3 separate regions of the Homo sapiens genome follow, and regions 1 and 2 are each linked to region 3. Evidence: chromatin loops called from intact Hi-C (ENCODE). Cell type or tissue: PC-9. All regions are shown on one strand. Each heading gives the region's core, and the rest is flanking DNA. Links, peaks and the distances in the headings are about the cores only.

Region 1 (7,538 bases), core at 1-5,000, 230 kb after region 3:
AGTCAGGGAAAACAAACCTTGTAAACAATTTGAAGAGATTTATTCTGAGCCAAGTATGAGTGACCAAGGCCCAAGGCAAAATCTCAAGAGGTCCTGAGAACATGTGCCCAAGGTGTTGGGTTACAGGTTGGTTTTACACGTTTTAGGGAGACATAAGCATCAATCTAGACACGTAAGGTATGCATTGGTTTGGTTCAGAAAGATGGGATAGGTGGATACAAAGATTTTCTGATTGGCATTTGGTTGAAAGAGTTATTATCTAAAGGCTAGGAATCAATAGAAAGGAGTATCTGGGTTAAGATAAGGGGTTGTGGAAACCAAGGTTCTTATTATGTAGAACAGATGGTAAATGTCTCTTATCAAGCCTTAAAAGGTGCCAGACTCTAGTTAATCTCTCTGGATCAGGAAAAGACCTGGAAAGGGAAGGTGATTCTCTACAGAATGTAGATTTCCCCACTAGAATGTAGATTTGCCCACCAGGGCCATTTTAAAATATGTCAGAAGAATATATTTTGGGGTAAAATACTTTGGATTTCTTTCAGGGCCTGCTCTCTGTCATGTGAAACTATACTAGAGTCACGTTGGAATTTGGTATCTTATTGCTACAAAGAGTGGGCTTTGTCAGTCTTAGGATCTCTATTTTAATGGTTTGTTTTTGTTTTTGTTTTTGTTTTGAGACAGAGTCTCGCTCTGTCGCCCAGGCTGGAGTGCAGTGGTGCCATCTTGGCTCACTGCAACCTCTGCCTCCCAGGTTCAAGTGATTCTCCTGCCTCAGCCTCCTGAGTAGGTGGAATTACAAGCGTGTGCCACCACGCCTGGCTATTTTTTGTATTTTTAGTAGAGACGGGGTTTCACCATGTTGGTTAGGTTGTTCTTGAACTCCTGACCTCCTAATCCACCTGGCTTAGCCTCCCGAAGTGCTGGGATTACAGGCATGAGCCACCGCATCTGACTTTTTCTTTTTTTCATTTCTTTTGAGAGGAGGGCTTGCTTTGTTGCCCAGGCCGGTCTTGAACTCCTGGGCTCAAGCGATCCTCTCAAAGTGCCGGGATTACAGGCGTGAGCACCACACCAGGCCTAAAATCTCTTATTTTAATGTTAATGCTGGTCAGTTGTGCCTGAATTCCAAAAGGAGAATGGTATAATGAGGCTTGTCTGATCCCCTCTTCCCATGATGGCCTGAACTGGTTTTTCAGGCTTGCTTTAGAATGGGGGTGGGGGTCTCCATTCAGTTGGTTGGGGGGCTTAGAATTTCATTTTGATTCACACAAAACTAACTCTCAGTGGAGGTCCCAACGTGGTGGGCTCTGCATCTAGCCCTCACTGATGCCAGGACTCAAACTAGGAGCAAAGGAAGAGAACCAGCAAGATGGGTTCAACAATCTAGGGAACCTGGTGCATCCCCGTCCACTAGCCCTGGGACTAGAGGTGATTTTTTTTTTTTTTTTTTGATGGAATCTCGCTCTGTCACCCAGGCTGGAATGCAGTGGCGCGATCTTGGCTCACTACAACCTCTGCCTCCTGGATTCAACTGATTCTCCTGCCTCCGCCTCCCGAGTAGCTGGGACTACAGGTGCGTGCCACCACACCTGGCTAATTTTTTTGTATTTTTAGTAGAGATGGGGTTTCACCGTGTTAGCCAGGATGGTATCTATCTCCTGACCTCATGATCTGCCCACCTTGGCCTCCCAAAGTGCTGGGATTACCAGAGTAAGCCACTGTACCCGGCTGGGACTAGAGGTCTTCTCTCACTTGCACCTGGGGATGGAGGCTAGTTGCTGTTTTTCCTAAATTAAGGCCTACCCTCTTATAATGGCTGGCCCTAACTCTGCAGCCAATATATTAAAAAAAAAAAAAAAGGCGGAGGGATTAATTAGAGCTTTTTTATTTTTTATTTTTTGACATGGAGTCTTGCTTTGTCACCCAGGCTGGAGTGTAGTGGCACAATCTCAGCTCACTGCAACCTCCACCTCCCAGTTTCATTCCTGCCTCAGTCTCCTGAGTAGCTGGGATTACAGGCACCTGCCAACATGCCCGGCTAATTTTTGTACTTTTAGTAGAGACGGAGTTTCACCATGTTGGCCAGGCTGGTCTTGAACTCCTGACCTCCTGATCCGCCCACCTCAGCCTCCCAAAGTGCTGAGACTACAGGCGTGAGCCACCGCACCTGATGCTTAGAGCTTTCTTTTTGGGAGTGTAGTACTCTTCTAGCCTTGTGGACATGTCCTAATTTGCTATGCTTTCTGGAGAGAAGGGTGGCATCTATGGAGATGGGATGCCTATTCCCACCTGTTATAAGTCTTTCTCATTTCTCACTTGCCATCATAATTTCTGGGGAGCCCTCTTCTGACTTAAGTAATGAGATCAAGCAATTTCTTTTGAACAAGATTTCCATCTTTCTAGCCAGGCAGGAGCCAGGTAAATGGAAAACCTGCGCCATCTTCTGGCTAAGATGTGAGTAGCTTTCTGAAGAGTCATTGTTCTTTAATATTAGATACAGGTTTTCCTCTGCTTTTCTAGCTGTTAAATTGGAGGTTCTTCAAAGAACTTTAGAGTATGTACGCCTGTGCGTGTTCAGTGACGAATCAGGGAAGAAACTAGGTTGAAATACAGACTCTGATTTGTACATGTATACCTGCAGCGATCCAGGGTTCTGATGTAAACTGTTCATGGGCCACACTCTGAGAAACAGTAAAAATGTTGCAGTGAAGGCCAAAACTTCATTTCATTAAAGGGAAAATCTGATCACAAAACTCTCCAGATTAAAACAGCTCAGTTGTCCAGGTGGGGTAGCTCATGCCCATACTCCCAGCACTTTGAGAGCCCAAGGCAGGAGGATCACTTGAGGCCAGTAGTTTGAGACCAGCCTGGGTAACATAGTGAGACCCCATCTCTACAATAAATAAGTTAGTTGGGCATAGTGGCATGCCTGTAGTCCCAGCTACTAGGGACACTGAAATAGGAGGATTACTTGAACTCAGGAGGTGAAAGCTGCAGTGAGACGTGATCGTATCACTGCACTGTGGCCTGGGCAACAGAGAGAAACCCTGTCTCAAAAAAAAAAACAAAACAAAAAAACACAAGATCAGTGACTGCATAATGCTGAAAGGATAAATTCCACACTCCGTCAAGTGGCTTAGAGGGCCCTTCCTGAGCGGGACCCTGCCTGTCTGCCTGGTTGCCTGTCTTTCCACTTCTCTCGTCTTATGTTCCAGTCATACTTGATCCAGGAGTTTTTGGAATTCACTATTCTGGCATCCCACTTTGAAATGTTGCTGCTCTCCCTGGCCACCGTGCCATAGTACTCCTCATTGTTCCTTCACCTGACCACCTGGCTAACTCTTACTGTTCTGCAGCCTCTGCAGGTGGTTTTCCTGACCCTTCTTGTACCTCTCATGTCTTTTTTTTTTTTTTTTTTTTTTTTTCCCCGACATGGAGTCTTGCTTTGTTGTGTAGGCTGCAGTGTAGTGGCGGGATCTTGGCTCATTGCAACCTCCGCCTCCTGGGTTCAAGCGATTCTCCTGCCTCAGCCTCCCTAGTAGTTGGGATTACAGGCACCCACCACAATGCGTGGCTAGCTTTTGTATTTTTAGTAGAGATGGGATTTCACCATGTTGGCCAGGCTGGTCTAGAACACCTGACCTCAAGCGATCCACCCCTTTGGAGTCCCAAAGTGCTGGGATTACAGGCATGAGCCACTGCACCCAGCCCTCAGCTCATATTTTTGTTGTTGTTGTTGTTGTTTTTGAGATGGAGTTTCACTCTTGTTGCCCAGGCTGCAGTGGCTCAATCTCAGCTCACTGCAACCTCCACCTCCTGAGTTCAAGTGATTCTCCTGCCTCAGCCTCCCAAGTAGCTGGGATTACAGGCATGCGCCACCACACCCAGCTAATTTTGCATTTTTAATAGAGACGGGATTGCTCCACGTTGGTCAGGGTGGTCTTGAACTCCCAACCTCAAGTGATCTGCCCACTTCGGCCTCCCAAAGTGCTGGGGATTTACAGGCGTGAACCACCTTGCCTGGCCTCATGTCATTTTTTAATAAGAGACAGTTTCACTATGCTGCTGAGGCTGGGGTACAGTGGTTTTTCACAGGTGTGATCACAGCACACTACAGCCTCAAACTCCTGGACTCATTCAGTCCTCCCGCCTCGGCCTCCAAAGTGCTAGGATTACAGGCATGAGCCACTGTTCCTGACCAGTAAGTTGTTTTTGTTTGTTTGTTTGTTTGTTTTTTGAGACAGAGTCTTGCTCTGTCACCCAGGCTACAGTGCAATGGCATGATCTCGGCTCACTGCAATCTCTGCCTCCTGACTTCAAGTGATTCTCCTGCCTTGGCCTCCCGAGTAGCTGGGATTATAGGCATGCACCACCATGCCCAGCTAATTTTGTATTTTTAGTAGAGGCGAGTTTCTCCATGTTGGTCAGGCTGGTCTTGAACTCCCGATCTTAAGTGATCTGCCTGCCTTGGCCTCCCAAAGTGCTGGGATTACAGGCATGAGCCACCACGCCTGGCCTACAAATCAATTTTAATTACTGTCAGGGCCGGGCACGGTGGCCTACGCCTGTAATCCCAGCACTTTGGGAGGCCGAGGCGGGTGGATCACTTGAGGTCAGGAGTTCGAGACCAGCCTGACCAACATGGTGAAACGCCATCTCTACTAAAAATACAAAAAAATTTAGCTGGGGATGGTGGTGGGTGCCTGTAATCCTAGCTACTCGAGAGGCTGAAGCAGGAAAATCATTTGAAACCGGGAGGTGGAGGTTGCACTGAGCCGAGATTGCACCATCACACTCCAGCCCGGGCAACAAGAGGGAAACTCCATCTCAAAAAAAAAAAAAAAAAAAACGACCACTAAATCTGCTAGTGTTTTCCTTTTTTTTTTTGAGACGGAGTCTTGCTCTGTCACCCAGGCTGGAGTGCAGTGGCTCGATCTCAGCTCACTGCAAGCTCCACCTCCTGGGTTCACACCATTCCCCTGCCTCAGCCACCCGAGTAGCTGGGACTACAGGCGCCCGCTACCACGCCCAGCTAATTTTTTGTATTTTTTAGTAGAGACGGGGTTTCACCATGTTAGCCAGGATGATTTCGATCTCCTGATCTCATGATCTGCTCGCCTCGGCCTCCCAAAGTGCTGGGATTACAGGCGTGAGCCACCGTGCCCGGCCTCTGCTAGCATTTTCTAAGTGTATCCTATAATAGCAATCTTACTTAGAGTACTCAAAATGATAAATTCTAGCAACAAGTCTCCTTCAGAGTGCAGACATTGGAAAGGAGCAGGATATGGGCAGGGTGGGGGCGGGGGGGCACCCGAGGACTGAAATCCATGGCCAAACCCTGAAACCCTCACATCTGTATCTTGTTGCTCAATGTCCAGGCCAGGCAAATGGATCTAACTGGCCAATGGAAAAGCTGGGATTAGAAGGCAATGGAACCTGGTCATAGTCAGAGACAAAGCACCAACAGGTATGAGGATCACGTCCACCTTCCCGTACTGTCAGTTAATAACCTGGCTGGGGTTGAAACTGACCTTCTGAGGCTCTGGCCACACTGGAGGTCAGGAATGCTTGCACTACAGCCAGGCCTTTTCTGCCTTCCCTCCCCTCCTGTCTGGTTCCTACTGAGGACTCAGCTAAATGAACATGTTTTTCTCCATTGGTCTGGATGGTTCCAGAGACAATCAGCTGCAGTGCTACAGTGGAAAGTTGGAAGGAAGAGAGTGAGTTTGGGAGGATGTGGCCCAAGCCTGGACTGACTTCATTTCTAGCCTATGAAGATGATTAAACAGCGACTTAGGGTCTAAAGACCAGTACCTTCCAGGTAGCTCTTTAGGTCTGGAATTCTCAGCTCTGCATTCCCTCTCTCAAGGTCTCATCTCTTCCGGAAGAGTTAGTTGGTTATCTGATGGGATAGAAAATCTGAATATTGGGCCAGGTGCTGGTGGCTCACGCCTGTAATCCCAGCACTTTGGGAGGCTGAGGCCCCTGAGGTCGGGAGTTCGAGACCAGCCTGACCAACATGGAGAAACCCTATCTCTACTAAAAATACAAAATTAGCCGGGCATGGTGGTGCATGCCTGTAATCCCAGCTACTCGGGAGGCTGAGGCAGGAGAATCGCTTGAACCCAGGAGGCGGAGGTTGCAGTGAGCAGAAGTCGTGCCATTGCACTTCAGCGTAGGCAACAAGAGCGAAAGACTCCATCTCAAAAAAAAAAAAAAAAAAAGCAAAAAGGTCTTATAGGGAAAAGAGAGATCAGACTGTTAGTGTGTCTATGTAGAAAGGGAAGATATAAGAAATTTCATTTTGACCTTACCCTGAACAATTGCTTTGCCCTGAGATGCTGTTAATCTGTAACTTTGCCCCAACCTTAAGCTCACAAAAACCTGTGTTGTATGAAATCAAGGTTTAAGGGATCTAGGGCTGTGCAGAATGTGCCTTGTTAACAAAATGTTTACAAGCAGTATGCTTGGTAAAAGTCATCGCCATTCTCTAGTCTCGATAAACCAGGGGCACAATGCACTGCGGAAAGCCGCAGAGACCTCTGCCCTGGAAGGTTGGGTATTGTCCAAGGTTTCTCCCCATGTGATAGTCTGAAATATGGCCTCGTGGGATGAGAAAGATCTGACCATCCCCCAGCCCGACACTCGTAAAGGGTCTGTGCTGAGGTGGATTAGTAAAAGAGGAAAGCCTCTTATAGTTGAGATAGAGGAAGGCCACTGTCTCCTGCCTTTTCCCTGGGAACTGAATGTCTCGGTATAAAACCCGATGGTACATTTGTTCAATTCTGAGATAGGAGAAAAACCACCCTATGGCGGGAAGCGAGACATGTTGGCAGCAATGCTGCTTTGTTATTCTTTACTCCACTGAGATGTTTGGGCAGAGGGAAACATCAATCTAGCCTACTTGCACATCCAGGCATAGTACCTCCCTTTGAACTTAATTATGACACAGATTCTTCTGCTCACATGTTTTGTTGCTGACCTTCTCCCTATTATCACCCTGCTCTCCTACCACATTCTTCTTGCTGAGATAGTGAAAATAATAATCAATAAAAACTGAGGGAACTCAGAGACCGGTGCCGGTGCAGGTCTTTGGTATGCTGAGCGCCGGTCCCCTGGGCTCACTTTTCTTTCTCTATACTTTGACTCTGTGTCTTACTTTTCTCAGTCTCTCGTCCCACCCAACTAGAAATACCCACAGGTGTGGAGGGACTGGCCACCCCTTCAAGTCTGAATGTTGTTTGCCTGGGAGTGAAATTTCCTGTAACTCCTTGAGGAGCTTTAAAAAAAAAAATACCGGTTCTTAGATTTCTCCCTTTCTCCCCCTACTCTGGGGTGTGCTTGGGCATTGAGCCTTTAAAATATCCCCAGGTGATTTGAATGAATAGCCCAGGTTAAGAACCACTGCCCTAAAAAGAGCAGCAGGTTTGTGCTATTTCTTTTTTTTTTTTTTGAGACCGAGTCTCACTCTGTCATCCAGGCTGGAGTGCAGTGGTGCAATCTCAGCTCACTGGAACCTCTGCCTTCCGGGTTCAAGA
Region 2 (11,049 bases), core at 2,854-7,853, 340 kb before region 3:
TCATGCCTGTAATCCCAGCACTTTGGGAGGCTGAGGCAGGCGGATCACTTGGGGTCAGGAGTTTGAGACTAGCCTGGCCAACATGGCAAAACCCTTTCTCTACTAAAAATACAAAAATTTAGGTGAACATGGTGGTGTGCACCTGTAGTCCCAGCTGTTTGGGAGGCCAAGGCATGAGAATTGCTTGAACCAGGAGGCGGAGACTGCAGTGAGCTGAGATCACCCCACCGCACTCCAGCCTGGTTGACAGAGTGAGACCCTGTCTCAAAAAAAAAAAATATATATATATATATATATTATATATACACTATATATATAATATATATACTATATATTATATATACTATATATAATATATAATATATATACTATATATAATATATAGTATATATAATATATATAGTATATATACACTATATATATACACAATATATATATACACTATATATATACACACAAACAAAATATATAAAAATATATATAAAGCTAGGTTTTTTTATAATTGTATTTTAAAAGTAGAGTTTTTATGATATCAAGAGTTAATATTAAGTTAGTAGCTTCCTTCTGAACCTTGCTCCAAGTCAAAGTTTGAGACCTGGCTTTGGGTTAAAGTAACAAATGGCCCAGTTTGACCCTTCCCTCTTCTTCCAAGCCCACTGAATTCCTGAGTCTCCAAATACCAAAAATAGCTCATCCTCTACCAAGACAGAGAGAGAGAGAGAGAGAGAGAGAGAGAGAGAGAGAGAGAGAGAGAGAAAGGTTATTTTTAGATTCAGAGGAATCTGAAATTGGGCCAGGTTGAAATTTAGACTAACACAAGGAATGTTTATGAGCAATATTTGACTTACTGTCTTTCCCTGGAAAGCAGTGTAGTGTAGAAAAAAAGAGCATGGGATTGTTAAAAATGATGTTTATGAATAGTTCATGATAACATGGAAATGTGCCTTATGTTGTAATGGTAAGTGAAAACAACTGAATAAAAAATTATACTTGCAAAACAGTCACACCTCTGTTAAACAAAAAATGAAAAATTACACTTAGAAGAAAGAATATCAAGAAATACAGATCAAAATATCAACAATGCTGGCATTTAGATTATGAAACTTTGAATAATTCTTTTTTTTTACTGCTTTTCTGCATTTCACAAATCATTTATAATTTGTGTGTGTATATATTTGTAATTAGAAAATAGTAACTTTCAAAAGAATGAAAGGAAGTAAAAGAAGGCAAGAAAGAGAAAATGTGAGTTTTGGAGTCAGACTGATCTGAGTTCAAATCACCTAAAAATTGAGACATGTTAGACAAGCCAAGAAGTATAATAATATTTAGTCCCTACTGGGTTACAGGTGGCTTAAACAGCAGTTCTGCCACTACCCGTGAGCAAAAAGAACTGCTACTTTGTATCCTCATGCTTTAGAGGGTCTTATATATAATATACCCCTCTCTCTCTCTTTCACACACACACACAAAAACAAAACAAAACAAACAAAAAAAAAACCATGAGTGCCTTCATCATTGTCTAACTGGTGTTCAGCACTGGCTCAGTGCAACCCTTCATCTTAAACATGTATTCTCAGGACTAACATTGTAACATTGTTCAGGACTCAGAGAAATGCTTCTCTGAATCTCTTGCCCTACCAAAGGCAACTGTGTTCAAATGCTGTAATAGTCTGTGGGTTTTCCTGGTGGCAATATAAAAGATAAATACTGCTTCAGAGTATGGAGAGGACTTGAGTAGCAAAATGCTTAGGTAAGAAAAAAGAGTAATTAATTAACTTGTCAAATTCTTCCTTTTAGCATGAATGCAATAGATTCTTCCATAGCCAAGAATCATTTTCCATTAGAGCAAAGCATCCACTTTCTTGCTTCTGTTCCTATTCCAGTTTGTGGTTCCTAAGTACTCATGAAGCAGCATGGTATTCACAAGAGTTACGTATTGTTACTATGGCAGGCAATCTTCTAAGATGGTCTCCAGTGATTCTCACCTCATTGTATTTATGCCCTTTAAAGTACTATGGCTTCCATCTTACTGGCAGACTCTCTCTATTGCCTTCCTGGCTCACATGCTTTGATGAAACAAGCTGCTATTGTTGGATGGACCCATATGGCAAACAACTGAGGGTGGCCTAGGACCAACAGCTAGTAAAAAACTTAGGCCCTCAGTTCAACAACCTGCAAAGAACTGAATCCTGGCAACAATCACTGTGTAAACTTGCAAGCACATTCCTCCCCAGTCATGCCTTCAAATGAGACCAAAAACCAAAAACCTTGGCCAGCACCTTGACTGCAGCCTTGTCCGAGACCAGGAAGCAGAGGACCCACCTAAGTAAGCCATGGCAATTCCTAACCCACAAAAAGTGTGAGATAATAAATGTTATTCTTTAAAACCACTAAGAGGCTGGGCATGGTGGCTCACACCTGTAATCCCAGCACTTTGGGATGCTGAGGCAAGCAGGAGTTTGAGGTCAGGAGTTTGAGACCAGCCTGGCCAACATGGCAAAACTAGTCTCTACTAAAAACACAAAAATTAGCAAGGTGTGGTGGTGGGTGCCTGTAATCCCAGCTACTCGGGAGGCTGAGGCTGGAGAATCACCTGAACCCAGGAGGCAGAGGTTGCAGTGAGCTGAGATCGTGCCACTGTACTCCAGCCTGGGCAACAAAAGTGAAACTCCATCTGCAAAAAAAAAAATACTAAGAGTTGGAGTAACTTGTTATTCAAAATAAATAATGTAGTGGAAGAGAAAGATTTTGCAATATTAAACATTACATATTACTCCTCAATGTACATATATACATATACGTAGATCTAAACATAATAATTCATGATGTAGTTTAACAATTCTTTACATTGGCAACATGACAAGCATTGCACATTAACAGTGCAAATAGTTTTATCTTTATAAAAATATTTAACAAGTTAAATAAAATTAAAATTAAATACTATTAAATATTTTCAAAATATTAAATTTTTATTTTACTTGAATAATTTTTATTTTGTTAATAAAATTTTTGCTTTGAATTTTAATAAATGAAATTAACAATTTCAGAAGAAAAATAACTTTTTAAAATATAAAAATAATTGTTAAATTTTACATTTATTTTAACTTATATTTTTATAAAATTTATGCAAATTTTATGACCTTATACTTTTTTATTTTTTAATTCCTCAGGCCATTTTACAATAAAATACAATTTATGTAAAAATATTGATTATAAAAACACATTTAGTTATTTTGTTGAAATTAAGGGAAGAAAACTAATCTCATGGAATAAGCATGTGTGATGAGTTGAATTGTGTCCCCTGCTCCTAAAATTTACAGGTTGAAATCCTAAACCCCAGTAACTCAGAATATGACCTTATTTGGAAATAGAATCATTGCAGATATGATTAGTTAAGGTAAAGTGAGATAATACCAGAGTAGGGTGAACTGTGAATCCTATATGACTGGTGTCCTTATTAAAACGGGAAATTTGAACACAGAGACAAACATGAAGGGATAACTCTAGGTGACGATTGGAATTATACTTTCCAGTAGGAGCATGAGACAGATCTTTTCTAGCTCCTTCAGAGGGAGCATGGCCTTGTCAATGCTTTGATCGTGGACCTCCGGTCTCTAAAATTGTGAGATAACAAATTTCTGTTGTTTAAGCCACTCAGTTGGTGGTACTTTGTTATAGCAGCCCTAGCAAACTAATATAGTATGCAATAATTTATAAATTATGTATGTCTTTCTTTTATTACTTGCCCAAATATTGCCAGTCTATCAACAGGATACACAGACATACACAATAATACTTAATTAAGCTCAATCAACTTTGATATTCAATCAATTTGTTATTCATCAATTTGATGACATTCAATAACAGAAAACCATAAGTTTAACCATATTTCCCAATTTGTTATTATAAAAGTATATTTAGACAAGGTAGAAAGATAAAAAAGTATAGTTTTAGCTCTTATAATTAGGTCTATGATCCATTTTGAGTTCCGATGGTATATGCTATGAGGTTAAGAGTTCATTCTTGTGCAAGTGGATATTCAGTTGTCCTAGTGTCATTTGTCGGAAAGATTATTTTTGCCCCACTAAATTGTATTGGCATGTTTGTTGAATATCAGTTGCCCATAAGTTATGGATGTATTTCTGAACCTGCAATTCTATTCTGTTGATATATATGTCTATCCTTATGCCAGCACAATACTGTCTTGACTACTATAACTTTGCGGTAGGTTTTGAAATTGGAAAATGTGAGTTCTCCAACTTTCTTCTTTTTCAACACTGTTTGGCTCTTCTGGGTCTCTTGCATTTCCTTATGGAGTTTAGAATAATCTTGTCAATTTCTGTAAAAAAAAAAAAAAAGCCAGCCAGAATTTTCATAGGAATTACGCTGAATCTGTAGCTCAATTTCAAGAGTATTGACATCTTAACAATATCAAGTCTTCCAATCCATGAACACAGATGCCTTTCTATTTATTTAAACCTCTAATTTCTTTCAATGATTTTTGTATGTTTTGTGTAGAAATCTTGCATTTCTTGTGTTAAATTTATTCCTAAGTATTTTATTCTTTTTGATGCTATTGTAGATGAAGTTGTTTTCTTAATTTCATTTTCAGATTACTTGTTCCTAGTGAATAGGAAAAATAACTGATTGTTGCATATTGATCTTGTACCATACCACCTTGAGTACACTTATTTATTAACTCTTAAACTTTTTTGTGGATTACCTAGGATTTACTTTCTGTATATGTGATGTCATCCATAAACAGATAGTTTTGCTTTTCTCCTTTCCAATTTGGATGTGTTTTATTTCTTTTTCTTAACTAATTGCCCTGATTAGAACCTCTAGAACAATGTTGAATAGAAGTGACAAGAACAATATCTATGTCTTGTGTCTGATCTGAAGGGAAAATCTTATTAGCTGTTGGACTTTGAGCAAGATATCTAACTTCTCCGTACTCAGTTTCCTTATCTGCAAAATGAAAATAATAATAGTACCTCCTTTATAAGGTTCTTGTGAAGATTATAAGAATCAATACAAGTAAAGTACATGGATCAGTGCTGGACATATGTCGTCTGCTTTTATTTTGGTCACTTTACTAAACATCACATGTACTGTCATCATCATTCTTAGCGTAATAGACAAGTTGGCTAAATTTCAAAGAATAATTCCTAAACCTGGGTATCTGTGTTACAAATTGTAGCTTATATTAAAGATATCCTCCTTCATAAAAAGTATAACATGAAGGTTGAGCAGATTAAATATGTCTAGAAAGTTGACCCTAGAATTAGTGATGAGAAAATATTGGGCATAGAAACGTAACAAATTAAACAGATTTCAATGAGTTGCCAGTAGATGGCTCTCTTAATCTGCTATTTCATTTTGAGTTCAGCTCTGTGCTTTTTTATATATTAAGTCACATCATCAAAAACCGCTGAAGAATGAGGCAGAGTGCTTTCCAGGAGCGATCTAATTTATTTGCCTTTCTTCTGGTGGGATTTACCATTCACAGTTGTAAACACACTTGCAGAGAAACCTCCTCAGTCAACCTCTGAGCTGAGAAACCTCCTCAGCTATGGTTTTGTTTGTTTTTAATTAATAAAACATGAGGAAACACTTTTGGATTTTGTTTTGTTTCGTTTTATTTTGAGACAAGGTCTCACTCTGTCACCTAGGCTGGAGTGCAGTGGTGCAATCTCAGCTCACTGAAACCTCTGCCTCGGGGTTCAAGCAATCCTCCTGCCTCAGCCTCCTGAGTAGCTGAAATTACAGGTGTGTGCCCCCATGCCCGGCTAATTTTTTAAATTTTTTGTAGAGACGGGGTTTCACCGTATTGCCCAGGCTGGTCTCAAACTCCTGACTCATGCGCCTGCCTCGGCCTTCCAAAGTGCTGGGATTATAGGTGTGGGCCACCAGGCCCGGCCTGGAAATGTTTTAATTGGAGCCTTAGAATGTCAATTATTTTTATTCACCGTGCTAGATGAATGAACATAATTTATTTTTTTAATTTTTCACAGACAATGGACTTCCAGTTTTTCTTGCTATATTTCTTTTTAATAGCTTTAGACCTGTCTAATCCTTCCCTCAGTTTTTCTCTGTATTATAATAAAGCCAAGTAATGGACTTATACAAATTTATCTTTTCTTTCTTTCTTTTTTTATTTTAGAGATAGGATCTCTCTATGTTGCCCAGGCTGCATTTGAACTCCTGGGTTCAAAGTGATCTTCCTGCTTCAGCCTCCCAAGTAGCTTGGACTACAGATACATAGCACCATGCCGGGCAAGTCTATTTGTTCTTTAATATATCGGTTAGCTGTTCAAGACCTTTCTGTTCCTGTGGCACTTTGCCTTCATTTTATTATACTGTCATTTATTAGCATTGATTACTTTTACTACTAGTTCCTCAAATGTTTGGTGAAGCTATACCTTATTCTCTAAGACATTAGTTGCTGTGACAGATACATCCAGATGTTTGCCTGTCAAACCTTACAATGTATAGAGTTCATAGCCCTACCTACTGCTTCTGCAAAGTTCTAGAACTTATTTCCTCAGAATTATGTCTCTAAACTCCTAAATATGCCTGTGCTCTACAGTTCCATCCCATCCTAGGCCAGTTGAGAGAGGAAGAACAGACTCTTCCACTGGTTTCACAAAAAACTTGCTTGTAGCCAAATACTTGATAAAAGTCTGCAGGGTTCTAGAGAGGAGTCACAGGGCAAGGTGCCTAGTCTTTCACCAGTTCAAACAGTTGTTTGGTTTCCCTTCATATTTTCTCTTCTTTACTTCTCTCCATTTCATCCCTATATCTCCAGAATAAAAAAAATAAACTCAACCCTCTTCTCCACAGAACCGTTCTTCCAAGAGTCAGATGTTAAGTTCCTCAGATTCCTGAACTGTTCCCATGGGTAACTCTAAAGCTGGATGGCCTTTTAGGTACGTCCTGAATCAAGGCAAGAGGCCAGCCCTTTGTATCCCTCATTGATCAGTCTTTGGATTCAAGCTATTCTCAGGGAGGAGGGATAAACTTGAGTGAGACACCTCCCTTTGTCTCAGAAAGAGACTCAACTATGAGCCATCAGCAGCCAACACTCCCAAAACCTGAAGGAAACCAATGCTTCGATTCTAAATAAGGCATCTGGGTAGTGTGCTGTAGAATTCACTTCAGAGTCCATCTTCAGAAGAAAAAAGCAAGGCCCCAAAAGCAAGAAATAAACCAGAATAAGCTATGAAGACCCAACAACATTATTTGAGTCCCTTAGCACAGTTCTATTCCTGGAATTTGTAGGGATGTGAGCCAATAGATTCCATTTTCTGCTTTTGCTGTTTGAAATTGGGTTTCTGGCACTTACAACTGAAGGACTCCTGACTAACAATACTTTATGTTTGAAGAAAGCAATAATCACTATTTTCTACTTCCTGCACTTATCACAATGTTTGTATTATAATTTCTTTGTTTATACATCTATTTCTCTAATGAAATTATAAATTTCTTAAAAAATCATATTAGGTTGGTGCAAAAGTAATTGCTGGTTTTGCCATACTTTTATTTACCCTATCTCTAGCATCTATAGAAATGCATAAATAAAGGTGATAGGGAATAAATATTTGTTGAATTAATGAATAAGAAAGTGCCAAGATTATAGACAATGAATGGGTATGGACATGGAAGAGTTCACAGGGCACAATAAGTAAAGAAAGGGTAGTCAAAAATTGACTTACCAAAAAAATAGACTTGAAAGACATAATATTTGGGCTCTCAGAGTTCACATCTCCTCTCTTAGCCCTACCCAAAGTGGAATTTAACCAAAGATACTTAGATTTATTTATTTATTTACTTATTTATTTATGAGACAGAAATGTGTTCTGTTGCCCAGGCTGGAGTGCAGTGGTGCAAACATGGCTCACTGCAGCGTTGATCTCCTGGGCTCAAGTCATCCTCCTGCCTCAGCCTCCTAAGTAGCTGGGACCACAGGCACACACCACCATCCTTGGCCAATTTTTAAAAAAATTTTATTTATTTATTTTTAAATTTTTTTCCTTAAGTTATTGGGGTACAGGTGGTATTTGGTTACATGAATAAGTTCTTTAGTGGTGATTTGTGAGATTTCAGTGCACCCCATCACCCGAGCAGTACACACTGCACCATATTTGTAGTCTTTTATCCCTCACCCCCTTCACACTCTTCCCCTCAAGTCCCCAAAGTCCATTGTATCATTCTTATTATGCCATTGTGTCCCCATAGCCTAACTCCCACATATCAGTGAGAACTTATGATGTTTTGTTTTCCATTCCTGAGTTACTTAACTTAGAATAATAGTCTCCAGTCTATCCTGATCACTGTAAATGCTGTCAATTCATTCTGTTTTATGGCTGAGTAGTATTCCATCACATATATATGATATATGTATCATACATATCATACATCCATATGATATATGTATCATACATATCATACATACATATATGTATATATCTCATATATGTATATATCTCATATATATGATACATATATACACCACAGTTTCTTTATCCACTCATTGACTGATGGACAATTAGTTTGGTTCCACGATTTTGCAACTTGTGAATTGTGCTGCTATAAACATGTGTGTGCAGTATCTTTTTCGAATAATGACTTATTTTCCTCTGGGTAGATATCCAGTAGTGGGATTGCTGGATCAAATGGTAGTTCTACTTTTAGTTCTTTAAGGAATTTCCACACTGTTTTCTATAGTGGCTGTACTAGTTTACATTCCTACAAGCAGTGTAGAAGTGTTCCCTGTTCACAGCATCCATGCCAACATCTACTATTTTTTAATTTTTTTGATTATGGACATTCTTGCAAGAGTGAGGCAGTACCGCATTGTGGTTTTGATTTGGATTTCCCTGATCATTAGTGATGGTGAGCATTTTTTCATATGTTTGTTGGCCATTTGTATATCTTCTTTTGAGAACTGTCTATTCAAGTTCTTAGTCCACTTTTTGATGGGATTGTTTTTTTCTTACTGATTTGTTTGAGTTCATTGTAGATTCTGGATATTAGTCCTTTGTCAGGTATAGATTGTGAAGATTTTCTCCCACTCTGTGGGTTGTCTGTTTACTCTGCTGACTGTTCCTTTTGCCATGCAAATCTCTTTGGATTAATTAGGTCCCAGCTATTTATCTTTGTTTTTATTGCGTTTGCTTTTGGGTTCTTGGTCATGAAATCCTTGCCTAAGCCAATATCTAGAAGGGTTTTTCCAATGGTATCTTGTAGAATTATTATAGTTTCACGTCTTAGGTTTAAGTCCTTAATCCATCTTGAGTTGACTTTTGTATAAAGTGAGAGATGAGGATGCAGTTTCATTCTCCTACATGTGGCTAGCCAATTATCCCAGCACCATTTGTTGAAAAGGGTGTTCTTTCCCCACTTTATGATTTTGTTTGCTTTGTTGAATATCAGTTGGCTGTAAGTATTTGGGTTTATTTCTGGGTTCTCTATTCTGTTCCATTGGTCTACGTGCTTATTTTTATACCAGTACCATGCTGTTTTGGTGACAATGACCTTATATTATAGTTTGAAATCAGGTAGTGTGATGCCTCCAGATTTGCTCCTTTTGCTTAGTCTTGCTATGGCTATGGGGGCTCTTTTTTGGTTCCATATGAATTTTAGAATTTTTTTTCTAACTCTGTGAAGAATGATGTTGGTATTTTGATGGGGATTGTGTTGAATTTGTAGATTGCATTTGGCAGTATGGTCATTTTGACAATACTGATTCTACCCATCCATGAGCATGGGATGTGTTTCCATTTGTTTGTGTTGTCTACGATTTATTTCAACAGTGTTTTGTAGTTTTCCTTGTAGAGGTCTTTCAACTCCTTTATTAGGTATATTCCTAAGTTTTTTTTCGTTGTTGTTTTTTGTTTTTTGTTTTTTTGCAGCTATTGTAAAACGGGTTGATTTCTCGATTTGATTCTCAGCTTGGTCGCTGTTGGTGTATAGAAGAGCTACTGATTTGTGAATATTAATCTTGTATCTGGAAACTGCTGAATTCTTGTATCAGTTCTAGGAGCTTTCTGGAGGAGTCCTTAGGGTTCTCAAGGTAAACCATCATATCATCAGCAAACAGTGACAGTTTGACTTCCTTTTCACTGATTTGGGTGCCCTTTATTCTTTCTCTTGTCTGACTGCTCTGGCTAGGACTTCCAGTACTATGTTGAAGAGGAGTGGTGAGAATGGGCATCCTTGTCTTGTTCCCGTTCTCAAAGGGAATGTTTTCAACTTTGCCCATTCATTATTATGTTGGCTGTGGGTTTGTCATAGATGGCTTTTATTACATTAAGTTATGTCCCCTGTATGCCAATTTTGCTGAGAGTTTTAATTATAAAGCGATGCTGGATTTTGTTGAATGCTTTTTCTGCATCTATTGAGATGATCATGTGATTTTTGTTTTTACTTCTGTTTATGTGGTGTATCACATTTATTGACTCATGTATGTTAAACCATCCCTGCATCCCTGGTATGAAATCCACTTGATCATGGTGGATTATCTTTTTGATATATTGTTGGATTCGGTTAGCTAGAATTTTGTTAAGGATTTTAGCATCTATGTTCATTAAGGAAATTGGTCTGTAATTTTCTTTTTTGGTTGTATCCTTTCCTGGTTTTGGTATTAGGGTGATGCTGGCTTCATAGAATGAATTAGGAAGGGTTCCTTCTTTCCCTGTCTTGTGGAATAATGTCAAAAGGATTGGTACCATTTTTTCTTTGAATATCTGGTAGAATTCTGCTGTGAAACCGTCTGGTCCTGGACTTTTGTTGTTGGTAATTTTTAAATTACCATTTCAATCTCGCTGCTTGTTATTGGTCTGTTCAGAGTATCTAATTCTTCCTGATTTAAGCTAGGAGGGTTATCTTTTTCCAGTAATTTATCCATCTCTTCTAGGTTTTCTAGTGTATGTGTGTAAAGGTGTTCATAGAAGTTTTGAATGATCTTTTGTATTTCAGCGGTGTCAGTTGTAATATCTCCTGTTTTGTTTCTTAGTGAGGTTATTTGGATTTTCTCTCTTCTTTTCT
Region 3 (11,049 bases), core at 3,183-8,182:
AAGATTTATTACAAAGCTATAGTAATTATACAAGTAATAGAACAGAAAATCCAGAAACAGACTCATATTTGCAAAGTAGATATATGACAGAGGGGTACTGCAGATCCCTGGGGTAAGGATAAGCTTTTTAATACATGGCCAGGGATAATTTTTTATCCATATAGAAAAATAAGGTCAGGCATGATAGCCCATGCCTATAATCCTAAGACTTTGGGAAGCCAAGGCGGGAGAATTGCTTGAAGCCAGGAGTTCAAGACCAGCCTGAGCAACATAGTGAGACCCTGTCTCTACAAAATTTAAATTCGGCCAGCCGCAGTGGCTTACGCCTGTAATCCCAGCACTTTGAGAGTCCAAGGGCGGTGGATCCCTTGAGCCCAGGAGTTCGAGACCAGCCTTGGCAACGTGGTGAAATCTCATCTCTACCAAAAATACAAAAATTAGCCAGTTTTATAACCTGGTCTCAAAATAAATAAGTAGATTTTTTTTCAAATTTCCTTTTTAAAAAAGGGGAGGCCAGGCACAGTGGCTCACATCTGTAATCCCAGCACTTTGGGAGGCCCAGGCTGGTGGATCACCTGAGGTTAGGAGTTCGAGACCAGCCTGAACAATATGGTGAAAACCCGTCTCTACTAAAAATACAAAAATTAGCTGGGCATGGTGGCATGCACCTGTAGTTCCAGCTACTTGGAAGGCTGAGGCAGGAGAATCACTGGAACCCACGAGGCGAAGGTTGCAGTGAGCCAATATAGTGCCACTGTGCTCCAGCCCAGGAGACAGTGAGACTAAAAAAAAAAAGAAAATTTTGTTTAGACCTCAGTTTATAAGCAAAAATCTATAAAAGCCAAATGTAAAAACTTTTAAACTTTTTTTTAATTTTAACTTTTTAGAGACAGGGTCTCACTCTCACTCACACAGGCTGGAGTGCAATGGTGTGATCACAGTAAAATGGGAGAGTTCCCTGATTCTCCTTGCAGGTTGTGTGACAGGGATATGGCTCACCTGTTCGGTTTATTCAAAGCTCAAACCCCTAGAGACAGCATGCAGACAAGTAGTTGCAGAGGCTGGGGCAAGTGCTTTGGGCCCTCGGGCCCGCGGTAACGTCTAGGGGTGGGTGCCTGCAACCCCAGTGTTACAAAGCTCTTTCAGCTTTGCCATCTGCAGTCAGCTTGTGTGTTAATTAGCTCAGTGGACCCTCTGCCTTATCACAAGGGCAGAAGGCCAGTGTAACAGCTTTCTATATGCCAAGCTCTTGCCCAGTGTCCCGGAAGAATCAGATCACACACAGGGTTGAAGGATGAATGTAAGGTTTTACTGAGTGGTGGACGTGGCTCTCAGCAAGAGGGATAGGGAGCTGGAAGGTGGAGGGGTGGGGAAGATAATCCTCCCCTAGAGTTTGGCCGATCTTGGCCGATGTTCAGACACCTCTTCCCTCCGTCTCTGCCGTGCCACTCTGCTGCTCTCCTCCCCTCTCTGCCGCTCTGTCCCTCTGCTCCTCTCAACATTTGGCCCGTTTGTGTGTGTGCTCACTAAGGTCTCAGGTTTATATGGGCACAGGATGGGGGCATGGTGGGCCAGAGTGGTCTTAAAAAATCGAACATTCTGGCATGAAAACAGGAATGCCTGTTCTCACTTAGGTCTGTGGGCGCAGGCCTGAGGTTGGAGCCCTCTCCAGGGCTTCTCTACCCAGCACTTCCCTGTCGCACTCCTGTATCAATAGATCACTGCTGCCTTGAACTCCTGGGCTCACGCAGTCCTCCTGCTTCATCTCCTGAGTGGCTCTAAGTACAGGTGCATGCCACCACACCTAGCTAATTAAAAAAATTTTCTTTGTAGAGATAGGGGGTCTCACCATGTTACCCAGGCTGGTCTTGAACTCCTGGCTTCAAGTGATCCTCCTGCCTCAGCCTCCCAAAGTGCTGGGATTATGAGTGTGAGCCACCATACTTTTAAACTTTTTGAAGATAATATTGAAAAAAAGATGTTTAACCTCAGGATAGGAAAATATTTCTTAAACAAGATGCAAAAGAAAGAAAGAAAAGAAAGAAGAAAGAAAAAAGGAGAGGGAGAGAGAAAGAAAAGAGGAAGGAAGGGAGGGAGGGAGGGAGGGAAGGAGCAAGCGGTGGCCCACACCTGTAATCCCAGCACTTTGGCAGAAGGAAATAGCTGGGACTACAGGTAAGTGCCACCATGCCTGGCTATTTTTTTGTACTTTTAGTAGGGACGGGGTGTCACCATGTTGCCCAGGCTGGTCTCAAACTCCTGGGCTCAACCAACCCACCCACCTCGGCCTCCCAAAGTGCTAGGATTACATGCATGAGCCACCAGACCTGGCCAAATATTCTTATTTAAAAATTTTTTATCCCATAACTCCAGTAGCCAAAATCTTTATCTACTCTAGTTTTATTGCTTTTTTAAAAATTGGAAGCTCAAAAATATTTTGAGGCATGGGTTGAGATGTCCTTGTGGTAGGCAGAATGATGGTCCTCCAAAGACACTGATGTCCTAATGCCTGGAACCTGTGAACAAAATGCCTTACATGGCAAAAGGGACTTTGCAGATATGATTATGGTTAAGGAACTTGAGATGGGAAGATTATTCTGAATTCTCTGGTGTACCCAATATAATCAAATCAGCCTACAAAAACGGAGGATTTTTTTCTAGCTATACCAAGAGAAGGTGATGTGACTGGAGAATAAGAGTCAGACAGGTGTAAAGTTGCTGTCTTTGAAAATGGAGAAAGGGGGCTGTGAGCCAGGAAATGTGGTCAGCCTCTACCGACAAGATGGGTTCTCCCTTAGACCCTCCATAGAGGAATGCAGCCCTGCTGGTTGCTATGTTGCCTGGCCTGGTTTCAAACTCCCTGGCTCCAGTGATCCTCCCACCTCAGCCTCCTGAGTAGCTAGGATGACAGGTGTGCACCACTGTGCCCCTTGCTTACACTTTCATCTTAGCCTATTGAGGTTCACATTGGACTTCTGACCCGTGGAACTGTAAGGTAATAAATGTGTGTTGTTTTAAGTCACTATATTTTTGGCATTTTTTTATAGCAGCCATAGAAAAAAAAATCCCATATTTTTCCCAAGGAGGATTTCTTCAATTTCTCACTTATGCCTTGAGGCACTCCAGACCTGGTCCATTTTAAATAGTGATTTATGATGTGTGTGTATCACGGCGAGGTATATTGCAGTTTTTAAGACACTCATGTAGATTCAGGCCCAAAACCTGTGTGAGAGTTGGTCAATCACTAAAATTCTCAGGGAACTTTTAAAACTTTCTCTTCAAGCCAAGGGCAAAACAAACCATTTTCCCTGTTCTCTACATTTGTGGGGAAGATTATTTTCCCCAGGTTCCCAGGAACAGTATTTTCCTGTTCCTGAGTCCTAGCTTTACCTGTGGTGGTCTCTGCTGGCTCTCTGCCCTGGGTGGGCCCAAGGCTTTATTCCCAGGTTCCTCTGTGCAGTGATGCACCTGCCATTGGTCCATGTATGCTTCTAGGTTATCTGATGGTGTCACCATCAACTTCTTGGGTTAATTTCCTCATTCATACTCCCCTCCCTGCTTTTATGTTCCCATTTCATCCCGGACTTCTTCAGGTTTCCCTTTCCTTCTAATCATCTAAGAGTCAGACAGAGCCTGTGTGTGTGTGTGTGTGTGTGTGTGTGTGTGTGTGTGTGTGTGTTAGTATTTTGTTGAGTATTTTTAGATGATATACAGCAGAAGAATTTAAGGATCTCTAGTCTTTCATAGCAACAAAATGGACATCACAAAAAACTTTTGAATCTGTCCCTTTCTCTCTGTGGCCTTAGTTTGTCTCCACTCTCTACTTTCACACCTTCCTGTCAAGTTCCTCCTATTTAGTCTCTTTCTCACTCTGATCCATCCTTTCCATTGCCAGGAGGGCTGTCTTTCTAAGACATCCATCTATGTATAGTTAATGTCCTATCTCCCGTGTTCGGCATGCAAACCCCTCCATGGTGTAAGTTTGCCCCTATTTCTCCAATCTAGTCACTTCCCTCTTCCCACCCTATACTCCAAATATACTGAGTTATTTGCGTTTTCCCCAGTGAGCTATGTTGTTCAACAAATCTGTTTTTTTTTTCCATATTGATTCCTTTACTCAGAGTACTCTTTTTTTCTCACCCCCATCTCCTTTTGTTAACCTTGAAAACTCCTTAACTTAAATTCCTAGTTTTGTTGTTGTTGTTGTTGTTGTTGAATTTGAGACAGGGTTTGGCTTTGTTGCCCAGGCTGGAGTGTAGTGGTGCAATCACGGCTCACAGAAGCCTCAACTTCCGGGGCTCAAGGGATCCTCCCACCTCCGCCTCCTGAGTAACTGAGACCACAGGCGTGCACTACCACACCTGGCTATTTTTTTGTACTTTTAGTAGAGACAGGGTTTCACCATGATGGCCAGGTTGGTCTTGAACTCCTAAGCTCATGCAATCCACCTGCCTTGGCCTCCCAAAGTGCTGGGATTACAGGCGTGAGACACTGCGCCTAGCTGATCATCTTCTTGATGAGCCTTCTTTGTCCGTCCTTTCCCTCCTCTGCGCACAATTCAGCCAGCTTTGACTGGCCACTGTGTTCCAGCCCCAGTGCTGGTCCAGGAGTTACAAAATTAATAGGATCAAATTTCACCCTTTAGGAACTCATATTTCTGTAGGACTCACCAAGTAATGAGGTTAATCAAGTCATCTTTATGTTACCATTTCACATAGGACTTACTCCTGTTATAGTACTTTATACCAAGTGTTGACTCCTTTGTGTACGTATCTGAGTCTCTTGATGTTTATATTTCCATTCCTAATTAACATATTTTATTCTGATTTTATACAAAGGGATGGGGAGGAATAAATAATTTGTTTATATATCTACCTCCTCTGTTAGGCTGTGGCTTCTTTTAGAAAGTGAATCCTGCATTATTTGTCTTTGTGAATATAGTAGGTACTTAATAAATAAATGGACAAATGAATAAATTCTTACCTGTTCTGACATTCTGTAGTTCAAAAGTTGCCTCTGTAGAAAAGCCCACAGCAAACTTTTCTGATTTTTCTTCACAGAGACTTCCATTATACCACTTAGCCTTTTGTTATATTTTTATATTGTTTGCTCTACATTGAGATAATTTTTTAAAACCCTAGATTTCTAGTATCTAGGGCCTGGCTGGAGTGCAATGGCGTGATCTTAGCTCACTGCATCCTCTGCCTCCAGGGTTCAAGTGATTCTCCTGCCTCAGCCTCCGGAGCAGCTGGGATTACAGGCATGTGCAACTATGCACAGCTAATTTTTATATTTTTAGTAGAGATGGGGTTTGCCATGTTGGCCAGGCTGGTCTTGAACTCCTGACCTCAGGTGATCTGCCCACCTCGGCTTCCCAAAGTGCTGGGATTACAAGTGTAAGCCACTGTACCCAGCCAGGTTGAAGTTTTCAAATGCAAGCCCACCAAGTAGGTCTTAGAAATGTCCACTATTTAAAACATTCAACATTACATATAAAACAACTTAAATTGTAAAACTTAAAACTTCTTAAGTAGTTAAAAGACAGAATTTTGTAGTTAAAAGAGAGAACATGCACAAATAATTGACCAGTTTACTAATTAACTAAAGGTTAAAGAGAAAAAAATTAAAGGGAACTTGGCCGGCACGGTGGCTCACTCCTATAATTCCAGCACTTTGTGAGGCCAAGGCGGGCAGATCACCTGAGGTCAGGAGTTCGAGATCATCCTGGCCAACGTGGCGAAACCCTGTTTCTATTAAAAATACAAAAAATTACTCAGGCCTGGTGGCAGGCGCCTGTAATCCCAGCTACTGGGGAGGCTGAGGCACGAGAATCGCTTGAACCTGGGAGGCAGAGGTTGCAGTGAGCCGAGATCGCACCACTGCACTCTAGCTTGGGGGATGGAGCGAGACTGTCTCAAAAAAAAAATTAAAGGGAACCTTTAAAGTTTTAACCTTTTAACTAGTTAACTGAAAGTAAGTATCACCTACGATTTATCCAACTGAAGTATCTCTGGAACATGTGCTTTAATACTTTGAACCAATTCAAGATATGAGGACTATCTGAGATGTGCTTTTAAGTTTCTTAACAGTAGGTGGCGCTCACATCATAGTGTTGGTTGGTCTTTAAATTTGCTGGTTTTCCAAAAGATAGTGGCCTGGGGAGGCCAAAAGATGGTTCTCCACATTCATTATGTATGTGGAGGTCAGAATGTGTAATTGTTATAAGGACAAAAAACAGAATTGTATTAAACAATAAGTATTGCTAGTAATTTATCCAGACTCTGTTAGCTAGTACTCTAGGCAGTTGGGCACGTTTCTTTGCTTGTGTGGTTTAATCAATATACTGGTTAAAGAAAAGCAGGAGGGAAGAGTGACAATTTAGCAGGATGTTGAAAAGTGAGCAGTATGGGCTTTGGAATTAGATAGACCTACAGTTATATAAAACAAGGGATACCAAGCCCCTCGTTAATATTTACTCTTCAGCGTGGTTTTCACCTCCATTACTCTATTAAAAACAGTTTCCCCACCACCACACCTGGCTAATTTTTGTATTTTTAGTAGAGACAGGGTTTCACCATGTTGGCCAGGCTGATCTCGAACTCCTGACCTCAGGCGATCCACCCGCCTCGGCCTCTCAAAGTGCTGGGATTACAGGTTTGAGCCACTGCGCCTGGCCTTAGCTAGTCTTCTTGCATCTGATAGCAATACCCCACAGATCAGGAGGAGATTCCAGACGTAGATCAGATTTCAGAATCAGTAGGGATTCTCAGTAGAGGAACAACGTAGCAGAAAATCTCAATCACAGCCAATGCTCAGTTAATTCCAGCTTCTACCCATCCTGCTCCATGTTGGTCCCCAAGGTAGCATCCGGGCTCTGATAGACTCATGTGGCATGAAGGGAAGGAGGAGGTTTCTGGTTTGTTGTCATCCTTGGCCAGCATCAGCTGCTGTCAGTCTTGTGTTGCATCCTTGTTTATTGGCCTCTATCTCCACTGCATTTGGTGAGGTAATGACAACTAATTAAGTCTCTCTTCTATGTTCTTGACTTAATTTACTCATTTAGTTCACACAACTATCCTATCAGGTAAGAACTATTGTTACATTCATTTTACAGGTGAGAAAACCTAGGTGCAGAGAGGTTAGGTAAATTGCCCCAGGCCATACAGCTAGACAGCGGCAAATACACTGGCTCCAGACCTGTCTCTTAACCATAGGCTGCATTACCTCTTTCTATCTGGTGTTCCCAAGGGCCCTACTTGGCCAGGAAGGTTGTTTTTTTGTTTTTGTTTTTTTCCTAATATGGTACTAAATTTGATTTGTGACTTAAAAAAAATTTCGACTTTTATTTTAGATATAGCAGGTACAGATGCAGGCTTGTGACTTGGGGATATTGCACCCAGGTAGTCAGCACAGTACCCAATAGGTGGTTTTTCAACCCATGCCCCTCTCCCTCCTTCCCTACTTGAGCAGTCCGCAGTGTCTGTTCCCATGTTTATGTCCATGTGTGCTCAATGTTTAGCCCCCACTTATGAGGACATGTGGCATTTGGTTTTCTGATTTGTTAACTTTTTTAAAAAAGGTTTGCATCTACATTCATAAGAGAGCATGGCTTACAATTGTATTTTCTTGTACTCTTCTTATTTTGGGGAGTATCAACATTATACTAGTCTCATAAAGTGAGTTGGACAGCTTTCCCTCTTTTTCTATTCTATGAAAAACATCTATAAGGGCTTATTTCTTCTATGAAGGTGTAACAGAGCTTGCATATAAAACTGGGCAGCCGGGAGTGGTGGCTCACGCCTGTAATCCCAGCACTTTGGGAGGCCGAGGCCTGTGCATCATGAGGTCAGGAGTTCAAGACCAGCCTGGCCAACATGGTGAAACCCTGTCAGTACTAAAAATACAAAAATTAGCCGGGCGTGGTGGCGGGTGCCTGTAATCCCAGCTACTCAGGAGGCTGAGGCAGGAAAATTGCTTGAACCCAGGAAGCGGAGGTTGCAGTGAGCCGAGACTACACCAATGCACTCCAGCCTGGGTGACAGAGCAAGACTCCATCTCAAAAACAACAACAACAAAAAAAAAAACAAAAAAAAAACTGTCTGGGCTGGTGGCTTTTTGAGCATGGTAAGACTTTTACTTAACTAGCTTCCATCAAGCAGCCATTCTGCACTAGACAGAATGAGGCTGCCGCCTCCTGCAGGGAGCACTGACTGGGATCTTGTTCCTACTGTCAAAGGTGCAGAGTGTCAAGTGGTGGAGGCGATGGCAGTGATGTTTCTGCTAGGACAATCTCATGATGTGAGTAGGCATTTTTCCTAGATGTGTGGGTCCTGATATACAAACCTGGCTGTCAGCCCTACCTGGAGAACTGGGGAGTTACCTAATATCTTATTAGCTCTTCTCTGCTTAAATTAGCTTGAGTAGATTCATTTTTCAGCAACTAAGAATAAACTTTAGGACATAATACATGGTAATTTTTGTATATGTACACTCTTTCTTATTTAATACTATTTTTGTCCACTTAAACTATCATTTCTTATAGTCTACTAACATATAACAAGCTATATTAATAAGTCCATTTAAATTTATGATTTTTTGATCAATCCTTTTATCATCAGATACTGTCCTACTTTCTATTTATTACTTTTAGCCCTAAATTCTATTTTATTTGGTACAATTTTGTTACAGTGGCTTCTTTTCTATTACTATTCCTATTAGTTAGAATTGGGTTCATCTGCAAAGAACTGAGACTCAGAATAACAGGAACCCAAGGGAGAGAGGAGCTTTTTCTCTCAGGTGGAAGTCCTGTGAGAGGCAGCCCAGGGTGAATAGAATGGCTCTGTTTCAGAGCCCTTGGGGACCTAGGTATTTCAGCCTCACTACTCAGTCATCCGTAGTGCATGCTCCTCATCCTCATGATCCTCCGCTGAACTAGAAGCCTTCTCAGCATAATTCAAGAAGGAGCCTGCACACAGGCAGTAAGGTCAGCCCTCTGCAGGATACTTTTCTGTGGATTCAAGATAGTGTCTGTGCTCTTTATTTTTTTAATTTTAATTTTAATTTTAATTTTGTAGAGATGGGGGTCTCACAATGTTGCCCAAGCTGGTCTTGAATTCCTGGGCTCATGTAATCCTCCTGCCTTGGCCTCCCAAAGTGCTGGGATGGCACAGGCGTGAGCCACCGTGCTGGGCCTCTGTGCTCTTTATGATCTCAATGTCAAACATCCCACTTGCCACTTGCCACTCACAGTCTCTTTTCAGCTTTCTCTCTCTAGTATCCCAGCTCAATCATCTTTCAACTCCACTGGGGCCTTCCATCCATTTCTGACATCAGTTCTTCCTTCTCTACTCTTCCCAAGCATACAGTTGTGCCATTTTTCCTTCCATCTTATATCTTATTTGGTCCCAGCACCCCCACACCACCTCCCTCTGCCTGCCAATTATGGTCTCATTTCTTTTCTTTTCTTTTCTTTTCTTTTCTTTTCTTTTTGAAACAGTCTCACTCTGTTGTGCAGTGGCGTAATCTCAGCTCACTGCAACCTCTGCCTCCCGGGTTCAAGTGATTCTCCTGCCTCAGCCTTCCCAGTAGCTGGGATTACAGGTGTGTGCCACCATGCCCAGCTAATTTTTGTATTTTTAGTAGAGACGGGGTTTCACCATGTTGGCCAGGCTGGTCTGGAACTCCTGACCTTGTGATCCACCGGCCTTGGCCTCCCAAAGTGCTGGGATTACAGGCGTGAGCCACCGCACCCAGTCTGGTCTCATTTCTTTAATCATTCTTGAAAAAGCTGTGAGTTCTCACTGTCTCCAATTCTCTGTCCTCCAATCCTTCCCTAAGCTTACTCTAATCAGGCTTTTGCCCAGGTCACCACAGAAACCTCCTCAATTTTGCCAAATCCAGGAGCGGATTCACAGTCCTCATCTGCTGGGAGATCAGGTTCCCTTAGGGCCAGAAGAGGGGGAGCTGTGTCCTGATGAGACCAGCCGTCCGCTGATGAGAAGGGATGGCTAGACCTTTCCATGCCTGCCAGCATTCATCTCATCAGGGTGGTTTGCTTTCACTGACATCCAGTATTACCAATTCATTATTTTAGAAGTTACATGGTGGGCCTGTGTTTTTGACTGCCCACAGGACTCCATGTAGAGAAATTGTCATTGGTGAACTCGTATGTCATTCTTCCTTCAGGAAACATGCTCACCAAAGTGATGACTTTAGCTGCAAGCACACCAGGGAAGTCCAGCCTCCTCTGAGGCTCCCACTCCAGCCCATGTGATGGAATCAAGGCTAAGCTGGGAGGCAGAGAGAGGGGCAGATGGAACAGAAAGACTAACCTCACTAACTGGTCTCACAGACAGTACCCAAATTTAAGAGAGCTTGACATTTTCGGATCCATGTATTTGGAATTTGAAACAGTCTTGGAATGAGAATTATGAGCTTCTTTTTGCAAATTTTATTGTTTTTTTTTTTTGAGACGGAGTTTTGCTCAGCCATCCAGGCTGGAGTCCAGTGGCACGATCTCAGCCCACTGCAACCACTATCTCCTGGGTTCAAGCGATTCTCTGGTCTCAGCCTCCCAAGTAGCTGGGATTACAGGCACCCGCCATCATGCCCAGCTAATTTTTGTATTTTAGTAGAGACAGGGTTTCACTATGTTGCCCAGGCTGGTCTTGAACTCCTGACCTCAGGTGATCCGCCCGCCTTGGCCTCCCAAAGTGCTAGGATTACAGGTGTGAGCCACCGCGCATGGCCAGGTTTTATTCTTAACAAGCATTCATCAAGTAAAACAAGTCAGGCACGGTGGTGGTTCATTCCTGTAATCTCAGCTCTTTGGGAGGCAGAGGAAGGAGGATCGCTTGAGGCTGGGAATTCGAGACCAGCTTGGGCAACATAGTAGGACCCCATTTCTATAAGCAATTTAAAAATTAGCAGGATGTGCAGTCCATGCAACTCAGAGTTGAGGCAGGAGGATTGCTTGAGGCCAGAAGTTAGAGCCTGAAGTGAGCTATGATTGCGCCACTGCACTCCATTCTGAGCAACAGAGTGAGACCC

The links. Peaks named below come from ENCODE experiments on the same cell type or tissue, not always from the same donor. Only the 100,000 strongest peaks of a DNase experiment are listed, where the experiment ranks them.
Region 1: a loop joins it to region 3, with 17 times the contacts of the local background. A loop is called at or near these places in 106 of 110 quality-filtered maps.
Region 2: it touches region 3 in a loop (3-fold over the local background); 13 of 110 quality-filtered maps call a loop at or near these places.

The regions. Positions count from the first base shown.
Region 1 is chr1:62,170,666-62,178,203 of GRCh38, reverse strand. No RefSeq gene overlaps it. Among named protein-coding and RNA genes, the nearest start is that of L1TD1, 20 kb to the left of the region's middle. RefSeq lists an enhancer at 670-1,217. In PC-9, for the core only: CTCF peaks have their summits at 2,250 and 2,452 (motif pointing left); a DNase peak (open chromatin) is centred at 2,403.
Region 2 is chr1:62,741,027-62,752,075 of GRCh38, reverse strand. No RefSeq gene overlaps it. Among named protein-coding and RNA genes, the nearest start is that of ATG4C, 38 kb to the left of the region's middle. In PC-9, for the core only: CTCF peaks have their summits at 5,153 and 5,354 (motif pointing right); no DNase peak of the experiment used is centred there; H3K4me3 peaks cover 587 bases.
Region 3 is chr1:62,402,644-62,413,692 of GRCh38, reverse strand. No RefSeq gene overlaps it. Among named protein-coding and RNA genes, the nearest start is that of USP1, 29 kb to the left of the region's middle. In PC-9, for the core only: CTCF peaks have their summits at 5,919 and 6,120 (motif pointing right); no DNase peak of the experiment used is centred there.